2 separate regions of the Mus musculus genome follow, and region 2 is linked to region 1. The links are chromatin loops, found by intact Hi-C in ENCODE. Cell type or tissue: heart. All regions are shown on one strand. Each heading gives the region's core, and the rest is flanking DNA. Links, peaks and the distances in the headings are about the cores only. Region 1 has its middle 44 kb from the start of Gm29857. Region 2 overlaps Camk1d (calcium/calmodulin-dependent protein kinase ID).

The links. A loop is a pair of places that touch in the nucleus more often than their neighbours do. Peaks named below come from ENCODE experiments on the same cell type or tissue, not always from the same donor. Only the 100,000 strongest peaks of a DNase experiment are listed, where the experiment ranks them.
Region 2: a loop joins it to region 1, with 8 times the contacts of the local background. A loop is called at or near these places in 15 of 42 quality-filtered maps.

What each region holds. Positions count from the first base shown.
Region 1 is chr2:5,767,768-5,775,963 of GRCm38, forward strand. No RefSeq gene overlaps it. Among named protein-coding and RNA genes, the nearest start is that of Gm29857, 44 kb to the left of the region's middle. In heart, for the core only: a CTCF peak has its summit at 3,091 (motif pointing left); DNase peaks (open chromatin) are centred at 3,074 and 3,424.
Region 2 is chr2:5,444,057-5,452,252 of GRCm38, forward strand. Camk1d (calcium/calmodulin-dependent protein kinase ID) reads right to left here. Exons shown (of 11, transcript NM_177343.4): 3 at 1,014-1,088. Among named protein-coding and RNA genes, the nearest start is that of Gm36853, 34 kb to the right of the region's middle. In heart, for the core only: no CTCF peak of the experiment used is centred there; no DNase peak of the experiment used is centred there.

The DNA of each region.
Region 1 (8,196 bases), core at 2,425-4,924:
TTCTACTGCCTGACTCAACGTAAGTTGAAGGACTGTTTTTCTTAGACCTGGAAGTTAACAATTTGCCAAAGAGATGTTCTGTTTCCTGCTACTCTGTCAGAAAGGTGTGCTTCCTAGGTCTGTTCAAACAATGTGAAGGTGCAAGAGTATGGCCTCTGTTGTGGCCCAGGTGATTAGAAACACAAGAGGAGCAAATTAATCTTTGGGGCTCTTGGTGATGAATCACAGAATCCATAAAAGGTCCAACTTCTGGCCCCTGGCATGGAAGTCAATGGCTTTTCATCCTGACTATGATGTCCTCGTTCCTCTGGAGGCAGCAGCTCTCAGAAGGACTGCTGATGAAAGTGTTTCCTCACTCTGCTCTGGGGAAATGCCCAGCTTAAGTAGAAAGGGGTGAAGAGACAGCCGAGGGAAACAGCCTGAAAGAAAAAACACAAAGTTTTAAAACTTAATTATGCTTCAAGACAATAAAATAATTTGTTCAAAATGTTTATGGGAAATGAGTTTGAATTTAGATTCTCTTCCCACTCAAATGATCAATAGCATGTGAAAGGGCAAAAAAGAACTGAGTTTTTCTACCCACGTGCCCACCATGAAGAGTTAGTCAAGAAACTACTTTGGCAAAACAAAAAAAGAATTGAAGAAAGGGAATGAAATATGGTCAAAGGAACAGTGTCAGTCAAATATGAACCAGAAGGGGAAGCCATTAGGCTGTGCAAGCAGAAAATTGTAGAACCAGAAGCCTGAACTTTTGTTTCACTAGGCTCATTTATATTTCAAGAAAGGCTCTTCTGGAAAAACTCACAGCTCTCTGAAGATATTTAGCTCCATTTAGCAGGGCCTTTGGTCCATCTCATCTTACTCCACAGTGTTGAATCCACTTACATGTAGCAGTGACACACACTGTGATTGACACCAGCAATTTTCAGAGCCCAGCCTGGTGCTTTGTCAAATGATCCATCTCTAGCCATCCCCTAGGGATTTCCTACCAATAAGAAAGGAAAATGGCTGAACTCAAAGATCTGAAGCATGTGCTATTTGTCAGAGGCAAAAATTGGGACATGAGACCAGACTGATAAGTAAAATTATATTTTTTTCAGAACCAAACAGGAAGAATATTTAAAATCAAGCCATTCTTGCCAATTCAAGATAAATGTAACCAATATTGTTCTGGGGTACCCGTGGAAGCATGACAAGATGAAAATCTGAGGTCCTCGGCCAGGGGTGATTTCCTTGTTGATGGACCCCTTCTGGTCCCAGAGACTCACCCTCCTCTTATCAGGGTGAGTACCCAGGGTGTTCCCACTGACTCACTCCATAAGTCCACATTCCTTACATATTTGTTTGATGGTTGCATATGACAGCCTGGATCAGGGCCAGATGGCTATGTAGAAAGCATCAAACCCAACCTCTTCTCTCTTATCCCTGGTGGTTTAGTTCTGGTCCCACACTGTCTGCCCTACTTAACCAACAAGTTCTGCAGCTGGAAAGCTTGGGAATTGTAATGCTAGTGTGATCTTCGGAGTAGAGGGGAGTGGCGGTGGATAGAGCATCTTACTAACATTTGTAGCTACTTATCAAAAGTGTTTCTGCTTACCTCCTGTAGCAGTCTGCTTAGAAAGGCCAGGCCAGATGCAGTGGCACACACCTGTAAACCCAGAACTTGGGAGGTCGAGGTGGAAGGATTAGGGGTTCAAAATCATCCTTGATTACATAGTGAGTTCATGAATTCAAAATAAACAAATAAACAAGGTCTGAAAAGTACAACATTCTATCTTGTTACAACCCCTGTGTTATTTTGATGTTTCTTATTGAGTAGGACCCTCAGCAACCATAGAGCTAACTGGTCTACCTCTTAATGAATTCTGAACATGACCCCTTAGAAGAACAACAATTCTAAGGATTTACACCCACAACATACACTCTTATACCCACCTTCTGTTTCCAGGGCTCCTGCCTGGAAACAACATCATCATTGGCCTTGGCCACAAGAATGCCCTGGTGTCAGATGAGAGATAAAGATAAGAGCTGCAGGCCTCCCTTCCCCCAGGACATTGTGTCATATTCAGGAAGTCCTAACCAGAGGCTGATAAGAGCTGGGCAGATTCACTTCCCCAGAGATAGTTTCATACCCAATGATGCTGGTTCTGGATCCAGAAAGACAGTAGAGCCTTGCCACATAGCAACAGGGATGTACTAGAGAGAGGTTTATTTCACTTTAAGGACACATGCCTCTCATTCCACTCTCACAACAAATATCAAAAAATGTGGTGGTTCAGGCCTTTGAGTGCAGCACTGAGGAGGCAGAAGTAGTTGACATCTGTGAGTTCAAGACCAGCTTGCTCTACAAAGAAGATTCCAGGACAGCCAGGGCTACACAGAGAAATCCTGTCTCGAAACCTCCCTCCACCCCAACAAAAAGAAAGAGAAAAGGAAAAAGTGGTTCTGTCCCAGAATTGAAAAATCTGTGACTGCTAGACTGGCTTAATTTCTGATTCATCTGCTAATCCAGGAACATCCAGTGATATGCTAACAGGCTTGTTGGGGTTTATGTAGCTAACATCACTTACCTTAGAGTTCAGAGTCAGCCTTCCTTACACAAATGAGTTATTACAGCTCCACTGAGTTTCCTAGTTATACTGCCAATCTCCCCATGTTTAATTAAGGAACAGCAGAAAAACTCCCAAATTCACCGTTAGTTGGGATGCAGTTACTATAACAAACACTTGAATTAAGGAAACCAAGGGTCTGAGGTTTAAATCAACAACTACAAAACACAACAGAGAGAGGACAGAGCACATGGCCCTCTTACTCCACTGGGACCTGGGGAGAAGATCCAGTGTCTTCAGTCACAAGCCAGGTGTCACTTTAGCTGCTGTTAATAGGAAAAATTTAGTTGGAAGGCACAGCATAGTTAAAGGATATAAGAGGAGAGTCTCCATCATTAAAAACTCATACAGTGATTCAGACTTTTGTCTCCATGGAAACAACATCATCAGCTCTGCCAAGTGTCTCCACTCCAAGTACAAGGACCTAAAAGTAGGGAAAGCCTTTCATTAACTAAGCCAGGCGCCATCTTGTGGTAAGTCTCTTAGCAACGTGGAAGAAGCCACAGACTAAATGTTTCCCAAAATTATCTGTAGTGGACAAAACATCCGGAGCTTTTCCTTCCAACTAAGAACTAAGAAAGAGCCCATAACACTCTTCCGGGGATCTAAGAGTTAGCAGTTGTGATTTCTTCACCCCAAAGTCAGCAATCTTTAGAAAAAAAGGAAGAAAATTTGAGGAAGTAACTCAGCAGTTTTACGAAAGATATTCTTTAAATGACAGTGTACACCCCTTTTATTGGAGAAGCTTCACCCAGCGAGTCAGGGCCTGGGCCCTGTTGCTCCGTTTCCTGTCTGGATGGTTTAAAGGGAAGAGTGTGTTCCACATGTGGTCATGGAAGGTTTTCACACAGCCCCGAAGGGAGCCTGAGCATGTGGATCCTGGTTCCTACTTATTTTGTTTTTCAGAAATTATTAACCAAGGTCATCCCTGTGGATCTTATGAGAACCAGCTGCAGGTGATCCACTCATGTAAGAAAACTTCCCATAACTGACTGCACCAGGGCGACCAGGATCGAAGCTAAGGAAGGTTCCACAGTGCTGTCAGTGGATATCAGTGTTAAGGGTTTGACAGAACACCACACTGGTTAGAGGTGGTGCTAAGCTCTGTATTTTGTGTGGTTACAATACCAACATGCTTGTAGAGAGTGTCATAGACCTAGGCAATGTTAGTATTTTATTACCTCACCCAGCCTCACAGCAGACAGACTCTCAAATTCACCATTAGTTGGGATGCAGTTGCCATAACAAACACCTGAAACCACCACTACCTTACAAAGAAAAGGCTTGGATCATAGATTTGATGTTCTTGTCCAGGACAATTGTGCCTATAGCTTTGGACCTCCAGTAAGGTACCACATCAAGGTGAAAGTGTGTGGTAGAGCTAAGTAACTCTCCCTAGGACTAGCACATAAGAGAGAGAAGCCAGGATTTCCCAGCCCCCTTCAAGGGCAGTAATCTAATGTTCTGAGGCATTGCACTAGGCCCAATCTCTTAAAGTTTCTGCCACCTCCCAATAGTGCCCAGTGGGGACCAGGATTCTATAAGCATGTCTAACCTGTAGGTCTGCACAAATTTAGAAATTTAGTTAAAGCATTAAGGGGTGTGTGTGTGTGTGTGTGTGTGTGTGTGTGTGTGTGTGTGTGAATGTGGAGGCCTGAGGAAAACCCGAACTGTCATTCTTCAGATGCCTTCCCCCTCTTGTTTGTTGAAACAGGCTTTCTCATTGGTTTGATAGACATCAAGTAGGTTATACTGACTGGGCACTGAGGCACAGGAATCCATCTTTCTCTGCCTCCCTGGTACACACCACTGTGTCCAGTTTGTGTGTGTGTGTGTGTGTTCCACATATTCTTTTATTTTTATTTCATTACATTTCATTTTTTACTTATTCACTTTACATCCCACTCACTGCCCCTCCCTCCCCATCACACCCTCCACAACCCATCCCCATCCCCTGTCCCCTTCTCCTCTGAGTGGGTGGGGTCCTCCTCAGGTGTCCCCCACCTTGCATGCCCAGTTTTTAAATGTAAATTTTGAGAGAGTGAACACAGACCCTCATGCTATTGATGCAAAGCATTTCTGCAGTTTTTCACCTCAGTCTCAAGACTTTTTGTAATTTTTTTTTTTTTGGTAATTTGCACTTTTTTTTCAAGCATGACCTTTGTAGATAATATTGTTACTTCATGCCTGCAACATACGAACCTTTTACAGTTTTGCAGAAGAACATTGACTAGCACAAGACTCACAGGCTTTTCCTTCCTGTTTGTATGAGGGGTGGACTTAAGGGACATTCACCAGACAAGCTATAGCATTGCAATAGAGAGCTTGCAAAATAACACAACTTCCCCACTAAAGCTTTGCAAGTCCTTCTTGTCCTTCACAGAGTCAAGTACATGGAAGATACTCAAAGGAGGTTTGAGGCTGTCTGGCAGTTGACGTATCTCATACTGATGAACAGAAGAAGCTAAGGTCCAGACCACAGTGTCATTGAATAATCACTTGCTTGGTTGTATTACAGAAAGTTTAATCAGAATTCTTATCCCAACTCCATGCATTCTGTTCTTCAGAGTAAGAGGTAACAATTGTCAACTACCCACTGACATGCACCCAATGTGAAGATGGCTTTGTAGAGCCCACAGGATGACAGAGGAAACAGAGCAAAGCTTTTGTATGATCCCAAATCAACTTCCAGGGAGAGATTCGGGGAGTACCTGAGAGTAAGTGATGTCTGGGTCAGGAGAGCATCTGACTTTAGCTATCTGAAAGCTAGAGAAGTATAACATGGAAGGCCACAGACATCAGGCAGGTAAGAGATGGATGATGTTAGAGAGAAAGGGATCAAAGCAACGGGACTGGGGGTCAGCCAGCTGTTCCTGAAGACAGACTTCCTTCAAGAGGAACCACCACCACCACCACCATCACCACCACCATCACCTCAACTATCATCACCATCACCACCACCATCACCATCACCACCACCATCACCACCAGGGAGCAAAACTTCTAGTGAGGAATCTCAGATGCAAAGGAATTAGGATACTGTGCTGACAGACCAGCTAATCTGAGGGTTTTATAGCTCTCTGAACTCCACCCCCAAATTTCACTGCTCCCTAACATTTCCTGGGTGAAAAAAGAGATTAAAGGTCTAAAGCCAGGAGATTATTTTAGTCCCGAGGATGGAATCAGGTCCTCACATTTGTGCTAGGCAGGTATTCTATCACTGAGCTACCCTGCCAGACTAAAACGTTCATTTTTATTAGTCTTAGCAGCTAACATAAAAGGTTACGATGAGTCCAGGCACACTGGCACTACATAGAAAGATACTGTCAAAAAAAAAAAAAAAAAAAAAAAAAAAGAATGAGAAGAAAATCACTGCAAAGAACTGAAGGTAGTAGGGGGTTGGTGGGGACACTGTGTGGGGTTTGGTTTTTCATTGTCTTCTTGTTCCATTTGCCAAGTACACTGGGGTCAAGTTCAGGAGGCAGAAACCTTGAAGAAGAAAGAGAAGCCCCCAAAGTGGGGTGCAGACAGGAGGAGAAAGTCCTAGAGTGTAACTGGTTGGATAAGGGGTAAATAGAGCTAGGAGATGCAAAACCTTAGAGAGGGGCTCAGAGTCACTGAAGTCAGCCAGAAGTGGGGACAGCCACAGGAAGGCTCGACTGTACCCCTAGGGAATTCTGATGTGCTGTTGGGAACCACTCAGCTACCAAATGTCCCCTCTTTCATTGCCAGCTGGGCCCTGATTCTGCTGTCCCTACAGCAGATTCAGATTCAGGCAAAGTTGCTATAGATGGAAGAAGTGACAGCCCATAGGATGATAACACCCCATGAGGACCGAGCTTCCCACTGCCTGCTTCCACATCTCAGAAACAGAGTACATTTTCCTGGAAGCTATCTTGGTCAACAAGGGAAGGGAAGGGTAGACAGACACAAAGCAAAGGTTTTTTACAAGAACTGAACTTTCCACAATGCAACGGCTACATCTTTCTTTGCTGTTCTCAGTCCAGTGTGGATCATGCTGACCTGCTGGTCTGGGGCAGAGAGTTCTTTGGGATTGATGGAGGGCATGTCTCTTGCACCCGCCCGACTCGACCAGCAAGAACGATGCTGCAACAGGATCCTTCTGCACATGTTTATTGGAAGAGCTTGATTGCAGAGGCGAAGAGTCCCCGAGCCCAGAACTGGTGCTGCTTATATAGGCCTAGGAGAGGCGTGTCTCACACCCGGATTGGTTATGCACTATGCCTCATTTGCATGTTCCTCATCTGATTGGCTATACTCTCTCTCAGTACCTCACAAAACCTCATTATCATACCTCATTTGCATGTCTCACATCTGGTTATACTCTCAAAACCTCATTATCATGCCTGGGCCAGGCAGTGTCTTGGCAAAAAGCTTTACTGCATATGTACACATTGGTTGTTTGTCCAAACTTATGCGTGGTGGCCAGCAGTAGCCAGCGCCACTCTTCAATGGCACATGTGGCTTCCCACATCTCCCCCTTTTTGTTTTAATAAAAGGAGGCTGGACTAGACCTGTGCAATTATGTCCATCCACCATGGCTCCTGTTTTAGGTCGTTCCTCTAATGTCACAGCCTTACCCATCATAGGGTAACCCTGTCGCCACCGGGCCCCGTGTCTTAGGTTGGTTTGTGCATGAGGAAAGTTGCCCGTCTCTGGATACCACAGTGCTGTGTGACAATAACTGCTAAATGACCTAGGGCGAACTCTGCAAAAGAGGCCAGCCAAAAAATGAATTAGTGGGGAAATCATGATCACCCTATGGGGTGCAAGAGGAAACCTCAGCGATGTGCAAGGGCTGATCGTTGAGTCTCTCTCATCCCAGTGCTGTTGGGTGTAAGAGCAGAGAACTCAGATGCCGACTAATTCTTGAGCATAGATAACCAAATTTCAGGGGAGGAGCCGTTTTCAATAGCTAAAAGTGCCTGAGTTATAATCACCTTGTCACGTTTTTTTTTTTTGTTGAGTTCTGAATTTGCATACCAACCAGAGCATGAACACCAGTCCACAGCATATGGCAGCACCAAACAAAATCACTCCCACCCATTCCTTAAAGTAAGAAAAAGCAGAGGTAAGCCAAGAGGTATAGTCTCTGAGGGTCACTGGTTCCACTCTGGTCCCATTAAGGTTCAGGATCTGTATCTGCAGCCTTGTCTGCAACCTTTCCATCTCCTGCGACCAGTTCCCCTTCAGGTAATTCAATAGGTCTGTACTTTTAATAAAAGAATTATTAATATACCTATTGGGAGTAATGCACACATGCGATGTGGATGCCACACAACTCATTTGTATGACATCCATCATCTGTTCCATATTATGTTGTAAAATATCCACTCTCTGATTCACTAACATTAACCCTGAGGTGCTATGAAAATCCACCCTTTGCAGGGTAAGCAATGCTTCAGACAATTTTTCTGCTATCTGACTTATGGTGTCAGCAGTATTAATTTGATGGGCCATAGCAGTTCCTGCGGTAACTGCTGATGCCACGGACACCACAATGGCTGTAACAATGGCAGCTGTAATTCCAAAACCTCTCTTTTGCCGAACAAGACTCATTATCAGG
Region 2 (8,196 bases), core at 3,190-5,689, 320 kb before region 1:
CCAAATGCAACACTCTAAATTATTTACCCAAAACACTACCACCTATGAAAATATTTTAAACCATAATAAATAATAAAGAAATGAACTGTTGGACACTTTTTTGTAGCAAAAATGCTCTCCAGGAAATAAAATCATTCAAACATCCACAAGGAAGAGAAGACATGAAAAGCCATTTGTTGGCCTCACCTAACCATCAGCACATCTTTGGCAGTTCAAAGTCCGAGCCTCATCCATCAACAATCAAATTCATTGTCTATATTTTGATCTTCAACAAAAGTCCTCTCAGTCACAGGACTCAGTAATGTGGTGTCCCAGCATTTATCTATGCAGGTCATGGAGATGGCCTGACATTCTGAGAGATTTCTAATATTTAATTCTAATAAATACTGAGTGGGATGCTCCTGACGATCACACTTAAAGTGAAGCATTTATGTGACAAGAAAGATAATTTCACCTTAGAAACAAAACAAAACAAAATATATGTATAAGTCATTTCTACCTGATAGTCTCACTTCCTTCTTGTCTGCATGTTTGCAGATTACAGGGGCAATCTAATGGAGGTGGCTGTGTCACCATCTGACTCCAGCAAGTGGATGTATCTATGCACCAGAGGGAGAGGAGGGAGAGGACAGAGCACACAGTCGCCATCTGCTTTCCTCCCCCGGCATTCCTGGAAATGAAGGGTGGGAGTCTCTTCTAGAGATGGGAGCAAAGTGTTCCTCATCCTAGGCCCACTGAAGTGTCTTTGGGCACCATTTGGCCCTGGCACATGAGACAGTCAGAGAGACACAGCACAATAGTAGCATGGAGCCCAACTTGAGGATTTAACAGATCCAGCATGGGCCCACTCAGGCCTGAAGATGACTGTGTGCCCCATGTGGGGGCCATCTTAGCTCTCGGTGCCCCACAGACATCACTATCATATCGTCTTGCCTCACACAGTCCACAGCATTCCTTCGTGAGGTTCTGGGGTCCATAACCCTCAATACTCATCAAACAAGCAGGGTACTTACAGTTGCATGACCAGGTAGAGGTGATTTGGGCTTTCATAAATATCTTCCAAGGCAACAATGTTTTCATGCTTAATCCTAAAAGTAAAAAAGAAAGCGCACACACTGTGATAAGGACAATTATACTTGAAGACAAGTTCATGACAGAAAAAAAAAAAAACCCAACTCCTTGATAAAACATTGAAGACTCTACTTCCTTGTTCCAAATGTATTCCTTAGCTCATCACCCCCTCCCCCACCCCATTGTCTTCACATTTCTAAGGCCTTAGAAGCCCACAGCCAACACTGGATTGAATGCCATGGCTGTACATGTGCATATGGATCAAATCTCTCAATACTGTATTTCCTCTCACTGCTCCATGACAAGTGGCAGAGCATCCTGGGTAGAACTTAATAACTTCTTTCTTCTGTCTTGACGCAGGGACAGCACAGCAGACTAGCCTAAACAGCTCCCTGTGTGTGGGTCCATCCTTCCCGACAACCGTTACATTCTAGGGAACAGCTTCATGGTGATGTAGGCAAAGGAAAGCCAGCCTGAACACCTCCACCCGAGTTTACATTTATCCCACTAGCAAATTCAGTTTCACAAGTGAATGAACTAGTGGGTAGCAAAGCTAATTTCATCACAAGTTTTCAAAACAATACAGATTCGAGCCATCTCTTGACAGTTGGATTTCTTATTTTCTCTTTCTCCTGATAATCCCTGATGTTAGTGGATTACAAGGATAATCTCTACAGCTAGCCCCTGAATCTTTTGAGAATTTGGCACAAATGCAAACTCTGATAATATAAAACCACAGTGGGTCCCAGCCATCTGTATTTTAAGACCCTAAGACAGTGTGTATACATAAAGAGACTCGAGAAACAATGAGAGCAGATAGGTAATTTTCAAAATTTAGTGCAAAAATGACTCCCTCGGGGATCTGGTACCAAGTCAGGTTTTGATATAGTGGGTCAAGGGTAGGGACTTAGCATCTATCTATCTATCTATCTATCTATCTATCTATCTATCTATCTATCTATCTATCTATCTATCTATCTATCTATCTATCTCACCAAGAAGCAGATGCTGCTGGTTAAGGACCACACTGAGCATCAGTGTTGGAGAATGAAGACAGCTCAAAAGAAGGAAACGGATTCTTTCTAGATCTTAAACTGGGTTCTCCATGAGGAGCAGTTTCTGCTCAGCATGTCAGGATCCAAATTTATTTAATGCATATGAGGGAAGAATTGTTTCAATCCTCAATGAGCTAATTATCTCTTACCACCTTTTGCTAACATCCCTGATGAACCATTTAAAGACAAGGTGGGACATGCAGGTTCCTGTGAGCCCCCTTGAAAGTAGATTCACACAACCTTGTGCCTACAACAGGCTTGTTTAATAAATATTTGCTGAATGAAAGGATGGATGATATTTAAAGGCCATTGCCACAGAACAGGAAAAAAAAACAACTTTCCATATGTAGTTTGTGAAAATGAAGGAATTTTCACCCAAGTGTCATATGGCTTCCTCTGTAAGAAGAGCACTAAAAGCTGTAATGAACAAGACAGCTCTCTCGATTTGAGCTGGGAGAAGAGAAGGTACTTAACAAAGAGTGGCAGTACTTAGCTCTGATTTCTATAGCTCTTATTGGTTAACATGTTTGAGGGAACTAAAATAATTACACTATATTCACATTTCACCCACCTCCTGTGCAGGGCGCCTACTTAACTATCAGTAACTGTCACTACAGAGGTAAAGCAAAATAGTATCAGCAATGAGTTCCAAAGACCAGTGCACTCAATAAACCACGCCACCAAAGAAACAGTCTTGCCTCTTAAATGGGAACTGTCAAAATCTTAGATATTTGTGGAATCATCCTTATTGGCTATATGTGAGAGACTACAATCAAAGAAAGTGTATATCATATACATTTTTTCTTTACAAGAGCATAAATATTTTCACTTAGTCACATCAATTTGGGCTGTCAGGGCCCACATTTATAGATAATTGAGATTAATGGCACCACACAGAGGGGTACAAAATGAAATACTAGAGTCACAATTACCTCCAAACTCTAGAAAACAACACACTCTTTTAAACATACAAATATGCTCCAGATATTGTATCGTTATTCATACGGAACATAAGCATCGATGGGAGCTGCATGGCCTCATGTGTTGAGTCTTAGTATCACACCTGGGCACATCATAGATTGGCACCTATGAGCCTGGCAGTCTTTGGAAGCTAAACCAAGCAGGCTGCTTGAGCCCAAGAGTTCAGTCATTCAACAGTTAACAACCATTTCATTAGACTGCATTCCAAGACTCCACTGTGTTCACAGCATTTGCCTAATCAAAATGGCAGGGTGTAATAAAGGCCAAAATGCCTGACTTGGGTTGGTGGGATGGAGAATTTGGCCTGTCTTAATTGGTTGCTGACAGGAAATTAATTTCCGTGCCCATTGGAGCATCCCAGGCACTTGCGGGGGAACCCACGGATGGTAGGGACCAACCAGATGAAATGAATGCCTGAGAAGACGCTACTTCAGTAACTCTGCCTTCCAACCAGTGTCTCAGCGAGGCAGGCGGCAGAGCAATCTGTCCCACACCGGGTTTCTATTAAGTATCTAGAAAAATACAAAGGGGGGAAGGGGGTCTTGTTTTCAAAAAACTCATCTCAATGAAGCAAACCACGCAAGCATTAAATGGCAAACTCTGAGATTGCCTTTAAGATGACAGAAAGCTGTCCTGTGTGGGTCAGAATTATAGAAAAGATCTCAAGAATATGATGGGGCTGAGTTTTCATGGTTAATGCTTGTACAAGCATACTTGAGTGATTTCAAATACATCCCAAAATGGCCTCTTCAACATCTCTTAAGAAAAGTGCTTTAATTAACTTGGAGCTGTTAGAATGTAGTAAAAGAAAACATGCTGGCCTCCTACATCTACATTGAATCACGCATTCCCCGTCCAGACTCCTTATGATACAGACAGATTAAACTTAACATTTTAAAATTTATAAATTATCTTTACAAAATACTAAATAGACATCCATTTCTAAGGCTAACACTTAACCATCAACTGAGTCCCTTCTTTCCCTTATTCATTCAACACATATCTGGTGGGAGCCAACCATATACCAGGCACAGTCATTGGAATTGGGGAGTTAGTGGTGGACAAGACAAGAGGGATACTCAGCTCCCGTGAGCGCACAAGCTATAGCCAAGAAGCCTTCCCAGGGAGTCTGATACTCACTAGAAATTAGCATCCCTGTCGTTAGTCATTACTTCTGAAAGCAGCAGAGATTAAACCTATATGTCTTCCTGAAGAGCAGGGAGGTTCATAATGCCTAGGCTTTTCTTTTGTCATGGATCCATCTTCCTTCAGGTATCTTACAATATAGTCTATAGTCACTGTCTCTTATCACTCTAGTGGCATTCATTTGACCAGACTATGTTATTCAAGCAAAAGTAATGACCCAGGTATGAAACACAGCTATCAAGAGCTGGGTATTAAATAATAGTGAAGCTATTACTCAGCATGAGCTAGAGATTCTCCATATGCAAATAAATGGACATTATGTATGTGCAAATAAATGAACATTATGCATATGCAAATAAATGGACATCATGCATATTCAAATAAATGGTAATACAGGGTTCTCTTTTCAGCATCTGTGTAAGCCTTCACATTTAAGAAGGTAAGTTCTATGTAGGTAGGAATCTTAATGATTTCAGTCACTACCGTCTCCCTAATGCCAAAGAAGGGTATGGCAGAGAACATTTTAAAAACCATTTGTGGAGTGAGTGAGTGAGTGAGTGAGTGAATGAATGAATGGGCAAATGAGTAAAATGAGCTCAGGCTTCACTAAGCCACCTATTCATTTTTACTTGCATTTTTCCAATCATATTTCCTTTCTCACCCAGGCTTTTGAACTTAAAAGTTTTCACCCTTCATTATTTTGCTTATTGTCTTAAGGCTTCATTGCTATAAAGAAATCCCATGATCAAGGCAACTTTTATTAGCTAGGGGCTTTATTAGGTGATGCAGGCAGATGTGATGCTAGAGAGGTATCTGGGAGTTCTACATTTTGATCCACAGGTAGCAGGGAGAGACTATCACACTGTGTTGGAAGACCCTGCTATTAAGGCTGTAGGCTACCATGACCGGACAGGCCCCTGAGCTCTGAGCAAAATGGAGGACCCCATTTTCAGTGGGGTTTCCTCTTCTCCACCTGACTTTATCTGGGACATCTGCTTCCTGAGGAATGTCACTTAGTCATTGGTGAGATTACAGGTTCAACTTCCTTTCTCCAGATCAGAACTTGGCCGACAAGCAAGCACCTATCATGCCTCTCCATGCACATGAGGCATCCCCGGTAGGTACCTTAAGCCTTAAACATTGTACAGTCAGCCTCTTCCCACTTTCCAAGGTTTATACAGCCCTTGTTCACCCCAAATAAAATATATGCACAAGCTGTTTTGGGGAATATCTGTGAAGAGAGCTGTTTTCCGGAATACCATCTAGAAGCGCTGTAACACCAAAATCCTCAGAGAAGCCTACTTAAAACTTTAAATGGGAAAGTAGTATTCCACCAGAGAACCCCATCCAGATAACTGCCATTGGTCAACTGGCTTTGATTGCCATTTAAGTGCACTCTCCAGAGTACTATCACTGAGCTTATATTTTACCATTAATCCATGAGACAATCAGGGGACGGCTGGAATGACATTTCTATATGCTATAAGCCACGCAAGACTATTTAAAAGAGAAGCAGGGTGTTTGGGAGGATTCGTTCTTAGTAAAGCCGAGTTAGCCCTAGAAACCACTACAGTCTTTGTTAAATGACTTAATTTTCTGCTCCAGATTGGTACCCTGCATTGGAGTCCAGCTTCTTGCTCTGTAGATTTCAGACGCCCCCATTTTATGTTTACAGACTCTGACAATGTCTCTGGTATTGTCTTCCTAAACATCTCAACAGTGGTGCTGTTGTAAGCAGTGCAGTTTTCCCAGTCCCCTGGGACATGACAAGCCTAAAGTCACCATCGAACACATTTCATCCCTTTCCTTTGAGCCTATCTACCGAGCTGTTTGATTACACCATTTGTTGAGCATCAAGTGAGTGTCAAGACTGTACTAAGTCGAGTTGGTTTTCGTTGGGGCTGAGAATTGAACCTGCCATCCACTTAACACCATTAGATCCTAGGGATTTCTAAATACTTTATTTAAATTAACAACAACGTTACAGAGTAGGCATTATTTTCCTCCTTTAAAGAGGAAGACAAACATCTGGTGGTATAGTATTCAATTTGATCACAAGTCATAATTAGCATTGTTGGGATTTGGTCTAAGTTTATTCTTCTAACAAAGCCTGTTTTAAATCCATTTACATAATTTTTGTACTAACTTAGTGTGATGATTAGTTTTCGTCAATTTGATAAGTTGGTATCATTTGGGAAGGTAGAACCTCAATTGAAGAAATAAAAGTCTCCATTAGGTTGCCAGGAGGCAAGTCTATGGAGCATTTTCTTGCTTGATGAACACATTGGGAAGGATGAGCCCATTGCAGGCACGTCTACTGCCATTGCCTCTGCTTGTATGCCTGCCTCCAGGATCCTGCCGTGAGGTCCTTCCCTGACTTCCTTTCATGATGGGCTAAGTCAGGCTCCTTAGCCAAATAAACCCTTCCCTCTCCAAAGTCATGGTGTTTCATCACAGCAACAGAAAGCAAAGTAGGACATGAGGTTGGGGCCCCTTTGAGGGTTGCACCCCAGATATTATGCAAATCAGATATTATGATTCATTACAGAAGCAAAATGACAGTTAGAAAGTCTCAGTGAAAGAATGTTACGGTTGGGGGTCACCACAGCATGAGGAAGGGTCACAGCATTAAGGAGGTTAAAGGGTCACAGCATTAAGGAGATTGAGAAACACTGATAAGAGACTATAAATCTGGAGTTATCTGTATAAGATGATGACACCTAAACTTAAGGTGTCCACTTCGTCATTAAGAATGCAATACCCACCCCAAGGACTGAGAACCAGCTGTGCTCACAGGAGAAATACGTTCAGTCTCCACAGTCAAGCTCCGGACATTAGGCCTCCCTTCTCTTCCTGAACTCAAGCGGCAACAAGTTGCTAGGGTGTTACACTGCTTCACTTTATTAAGAGCTGTTTTTAAAATGTTCTTCATCAAACCCACTAACGTGTAGTGCATCAATATAGACCCCTAATGCTGCACACAGGGTTATGTACTGGGACTGGAGAGATGTTTCAGTGGTTACACTGCTCTTCCTGGGGACCTACATTCAGTTGCCAGCACCCACATGATGGCTCACAATCATTTGCAACTTTGGTTTCAGGTGATCCGATGACCTCTTCTGGCCTCTCTGGGCACCAGGCAAGCAAGTGGTGTACAGACATTATGTGCAGGCAAAGCACCCATACACATAATATAGAGTAAAATAAATCTGAAAAACAGGAATTCATACTACCCAGGGAAGCTGCACAAACTGCCAGAAGACTAGGATGGATCTCCACCCTGAGAGGCCAGGCATGTGGCTCAAACTTTCTAACTTGGTTTGCTGGTTTGTAAACACTGAAATATATGCTCTTCTTATTTTACGGCCTACTAACCCATTTTCATGTGTTTGTATCAAACATATGTGAGCATACAGATGTATCATAGGGTATGAGGAGGTTTTGTCTGTAACAACTATGTGAACAAATGTGTTAGTAGACAGTAAAATAAGAGCAAATATTTCAAAATTCAAATCTTCACATCTCTTCCCTTTGCTACCAGCAGATGGAGCCATAATCAATAGGACACTAAGGAGGGAGGCCTATGGTACCTAACATACTCAAAGGTAGTCTAAGTTTACAAGTCAATTTTGTCATAGATGCTTTTTACTGTTTATATAGTAAATAAAATGGGTTTACATTCCCCAGTTGTGAAATAAGTTTTCCTTTGAGTCACTAAAAGTGAATAAAGGGGACTGGAGCGATGGTTCGGTGGTTATGAGCACTGACTGTTCTAAAGGACCTGGGTTCAACTCCCAGCACCCACATGGGAGCTCACAACTGTCTGCAACTCCAACTCCAGGGAGTCCAGCACCCTCACACAGACAAGAAAGACACCAATTCACATCAAATAAAAACAAATAAATCTTTTTTTTTAAGGCGATAAAAAAAAGCTGGAATTGTG